Regions from separate parts of the Mus musculus genome. Here region 1 is linked to region 2. Evidence: chromatin loops called from intact Hi-C (ENCODE). Cell type or tissue: heart. All regions are shown on one strand. Region 1 overlaps Cspp1 (centrosome and spindle pole associated protein 1). Region 2 overlaps Ppp1r42 (protein phosphatase 1, regulatory subunit 42).

Region 1 (2,500 bases), 80 kb after region 2:
CTTGGCAATCATTGAATTGTTTCTTCAGCTTATTCCAAAAAATTTACTAATCTGGTACATGTCTGTCTGGCTTAACAGTTTTCTCTGGGCTTACTCTTGGGCTGTTGGGATTATAACCCTGGATTTCATATTGAACATGTCATTTCTATAGGGAAAACACATTATGCTAATCTATATATAATAGAAACCCTGTAACACGAATATTTTCTGGCCTGTAATTATTAATATACTAATTATAGGAATATCTTTACATTTGTAGATGTTTTTCTTAATCTTCTAATACATTTCTGAGATATCTTTCAGCAGGACTTGGTCTTTTATTTGTTACTAACAAACTGTGGGGCTTTTCTTACAGCCTTTCTCAGGTACTTCCTTCATTTTCTTCAATGGCTTCCCTACTCCAAAGGCTGAGAGACTGGAATTAGAGAGCCACAGTGCTTTCTGTTGTGGGTTAGAGGCTGGAGTAGTCGGCTTCACTGGACTTTATGCAAAAAAGTTTTCTCATTTGTAAAAGGTGATGGTAGTACTTGACATAGTTAGAGGGCTGATGTAAACATTAGTTTTCTATGTATAGATACAATTTAGGAGTTGCTGATAATAGATTGTTTTCATAACAGTTACTCAGGTTGTTTTTGCTGGCGTCTGCACTGATGATGGTGAGGTTAGACTCACTGACTGACCAATAACGTGTGGAACCGCTGCCTACCGAAGAGACTTTGGTGTTACCTCAGCCCTCAGATTCTTTAAGGCAAAATATGTTAATGTTTGAGTAAAAAAACCTAGAGTCTCCCCTTTTTCTTTGTTTATCTAAAGTTATTTGCCTTTGCCATTTCTATTAGTGAAGAGTAAATCCTGTGCTGGTAGAAGCACATTTGCTCCTCAGTGAGGAAATGTGGAAGGACAAGGTTTTATACATTTTAAATTTATGAACTCTTAAATATATCAGGGCCATATGGATTCTCAAGTAGCCACATTGTGGTTTAACTTTCTGTGAAAAAGCAGTAGGTTTTACATATAAAAAATATACCCTTTGGGTCGGGGAGATAGCTCAGTCAGTAAAAATGCTGGGTGTTGTGGGATGAATTTGTGTTCTCAGTGCTGGCAGGCAGAGACTGGATACCTGGGGCTTGCTAGCCAGCCAGTGTAATTAGTGATTTCTTGGCCAGTGAGCAACCCCATCTTACAAACAAAGTGGACAGCTCCCCAGAACTTACATACAAGGATGACTGCTAGCTTGTGCATTTGTACATACTCATGTGACCAGCCTCTCCTACACACACGAGTTCCTATACACCATGTGTGTGCAGCTATTGACATGCATAAACATACTCATGCTATGCACTCCCTTGCCCACACAGAACCATTTGTAATCCTGAGGTGGCGGAGCTCTTGGTCCTCCCTCTCTGTGTGTGACTCTCATCATATGATACTTCCTGTTTTGGGAATCTTCCGGCTTTCCTCCTGTCTCCTTATATCTGAGTATTCCTGCTCTGTATTCCTCTGGCATTCTTTGTCACTTGCCTCACGGATGCTGCACTGTTGTAACTGTTGATTCCGTATTATTACTAAGGGCAGAGGAGCATACATGCCTTTGTTTAATATGGTACATAATGGCTATTGGATATTACTCAATTACTTTAACTTGTTTGCATCTTAGCAAAGTGTTCCTGAAGTTGTAAAATTTGTTACTATTTGCTTTTTGATTCCTAATTTTTCTTGAACAATTAGTACAGGGTTGATGTTTAATTTTAATAACACCTTTTTTGCAAAAGATCTTGATTAAAAGTAATAAAATATGAGGACAGTGTTTTTGGTTTTCTTTTGCTATAGGGTTCTGCCTGTGCCTCTGAATCCACCCCCGCCTCCGCTCCTTGCCCCTCCAGCTTCTAACTATCGAACTCCTTACGATGATGCGTACTATTTTTACGGTGCCAGAAATACACTGGATCCCAATATTGTATACTGTGAGTTTTCTATATGTTCTATAAACATTTTCCTGGTGGTTTAGTAAGGATAATTGTTTTTATGGAAGCAATAGTATGTAAATGAAAAAGATAGAGTTTCATTTAATCAAAGTATTATACATTTATTGACAATAGAATCATCCTTAGAATCAAGTCCAATTTTATTAGTTTGTTCTGATACTCGATAAAGATAGTTTATGAGACCTAATATGGCCAAATAATGTATGGAAGGCAGATGTGGGTGTATATCTTTATCATTTTTTCCCACTTCCCTAGCAATTTACGACTCAGTCATGGGGCTTCAATTTTTACTCTGTTAAGTTTGTTAGCATAAGATTTTATGAATTACATTCCTCCATACATTTTGATGGACAGACTGTAGCAATAGCCATTTTTAAATGCAGCTAAAGGTAGAGGCAGGATCATGAGTTCAAGGCCCACTTGGGCAACTGAGGAACTTTGTAGTCCCCTTGGGTCATAAAACAAGACCCAGTTTTAAAACCAAAATAAAACTAATTGTGTCTCTTAGTTACTTG
Region 2 (2,500 bases):
TTTTTTTGTTTTTTGTTTTTTGAGACAGGGTTTCTCTGTATAGCCCTGGCTGTCCTGGAACTCACTCTGTAGACCAGGCTGGCCTTGAACTCAAAAATCCGCCTGCCTCTGCCTCCTGAGTGCTGGGATTAAAGGCATGCACCACCATGCCTGGCTGCAATCTGGATTTCTACTACATGCATTTCTGAAATTTGCTTATACATTTATGACTTTGTAACAAAATTTGAAATTGTTTTTTCATAATGCCATAGATCCATAAATAAGTTTAAAATATAAAACAGTAAAAGTAGATTTAAGCTTAACATGATGGTTAATAAACCTAGTATCTGTGAGGTGTATGCAGGAAAATCCCAGAGCTCAAGGCCAACCACAGTTACATAGGAACTTTAGGCTAGTCTGAAATACATGAAACTCTGCTTCAAAAAACCAAAGAAAATAAGTTCTGTCTCTGTCTCTGTCTCTGTCTCTGTCTCTGTCTCTCTCTCTCTCTCTCTCTCTCTCTCTCTCTCTCTCTGTGTGTGTGTGTGTGTGTGTGTGTGTGTGTGTGTGTGTGTGTGTGTGTGTTGTGGCTCAGTGATATCTAGCATTCACAAGGTCCTGGGTTCATCCCAGTACTGGGAAGAAAAAACAACAACCAGATCAACCAAATAAATCCCTGAAAAGGTCTACTTTCCTTTCTCGACATTTCCTTTAGTTTGGACATTGCTGTGGATGTATTCATGGTTTTGTCACAAATGCCCATACACCTAAAAAGTACAGTTCTTCCCCCCCCCCCCAATTTTGCATGCCATCCGAGTCAGTATTCTGTCTCTAGCCTTCTTCTGCTTACCCTTTTGTTTCGGAGAGCTATCTGGTTTACCACATACAGCTGTAGAGTGTTGTACTGCTGTGGCTTATCTTCCTGATGGAACGCTGTGTCTTTCTGTATTTTGCTTTTATAATGCCGCTTTTATGCTTCTTGTCTGTGTTGTCTTTAGAGCAAGGTTTAATCTAGGGGTGGCCATTCCTGGACTGCACATTTTAATGTCACTGCATTCAACCAAATTGTCCTTCAGTGGGACTTTGACATTTATTGGTGATGGTAGTGGCAGAGTCCCTATAGATGCAGTTAAAGCTCTGATATCAGCAGCTTTTTCTTGTTGTTTTTTGTTTGTTTTTTAAGATTTATTATGTATACAGTGTTCTGCTCGCATATATGCCTATGCGCCAGAAGAGGGCATCAGATCCCATTACAGATGGTTGTGAGCCACCCTGTGGTGGCTGGGGTTGAGCAGGCAGTGCTCTTCTCCAGCCCAATATTTTTAAGTTGGGTTTTAATGTACCACTCTTGACACCCTGCAGAAAGTGAAGCATTCCCTTGTCAGCCTTTCAGACTTCCTTTTATGTGCTAATTGCTCTTTCCATATTTTATTCATTATTCCTACTGGGTTGTGATTTGATACTTAAGTTTTAGAACTTATGCATATTCCTATTAGATAATAAATTCTGTCATTGATTGTCATTGATCTTTTCCCAGCCCTGGACTTGTCTTTGCTATTTTCTTGTTTCATTTGTTTTTAACAGTGAAAACGTTTTTTGTTTTCCTTGAATAGGAAAGGGCTTTTAACAAGGGAAGCAGTCAGCAGACAGGCAGGTAGGCAGAACAGTGGGCAGGCAACCTGCTGTGATTTCAAGTGTCTTTAACTTAAAATAGTCAATGTGCCAGAGCAGCATATTTGAGAGTGGTTTTTTTGTTGTTGTTTTGAGACAGGGTTTCTTTGTATAGCCCTGGCTGTCCTGGAACTCATTTTGTAGACCAGGCTGACCTCGAACTCAGAAATCCGCCTGCCTCTGCCTCCCGAGTGCTGGGATTAAAGGCGTGCGCCACCACCGCCCGGCAAGAGAGTAGTATATTTTTAATTATTTCACCACAGATGAATTCTGTATAAAAACTGGTGCCTCTGTAAAGAAAGGAGGCAGCTGAGCTGGTGGCACTCATATAACCCCAGAATTTAGGAGGTAGAAGAAGGAAGTTCAAGGGCAGCTTTGGCTACAAGTGAGTATTAGGGTATTTTGGGCTACATGAGACTTTTTGGAAAAGAAGAGACAAGCTGAAAATATTTTTAAATCAAGAGAAGGCCAAGGAATGTAATCAGTAAGCTATAGGAAAAATACCCAGGGGTTTGAATGTGGAAAGGGAGAGACTCACCATAACCCACAACATAAAATATTAAATAATAAACTGCTTGGGAGTTCATGAAAATTGTTTTGTCAAAACACCACCATTCTTTTCATCAAGAAAGCACCAACTCTAACTTTACTGTAGTGTAGTTTCATTGTTTTAGAGAAATAATAAGCCCCAGAGGGCTTAAACTGCACTTAGTTGAACTTGTGTACATTTTAGAACATTATAATAAAAGCAATAAGGTCAACACTTGTAGGAGTGTCCTTGATTTTCTCAGAAGAGAAGTCATTTTCCATAATATCTCCTATTGGATACAACTGCTGGGACTCATCTTCC

The links. A loop is a pair of places that touch in the nucleus more often than their neighbours do. Peaks named below come from ENCODE experiments on the same cell type or tissue, not always from the same donor. Only the 100,000 strongest peaks of a DNase experiment are listed, where the experiment ranks them.
Region 1: a loop joins it to region 2, with 2.5 times the contacts of the local background. A loop is called at or near these places in 1 of 42 quality-filtered maps.

Annotation. Positions count from the first base shown.
Region 1 is chr1:10,086,221-10,088,720 of GRCm38, forward strand. Cspp1 (centrosome and spindle pole associated protein 1) reads left to right here. Exons shown (of 30, transcript NM_026493.3): 13 at 1,831-1,964. Among named protein-coding and RNA genes, the nearest start is that of Cspp1, 49 kb to the left of the region's middle. In heart, no CTCF peak of the experiment used is centred here; no DNase peak of the experiment used is centred here.
Region 2 is chr1:10,006,188-10,008,687 of GRCm38, forward strand. The region is part of intron 1 of Ppp1r42 (protein phosphatase 1, regulatory subunit 42); the gene reads right to left. Among named protein-coding and RNA genes, the nearest start is that of Ppp1r42, 1.7 kb to the right of the region's middle. In heart, a CTCF peak has its summit at 1,227 (motif pointing right); no DNase peak of the experiment used is centred here; H3K4me3 peaks cover 94 bases.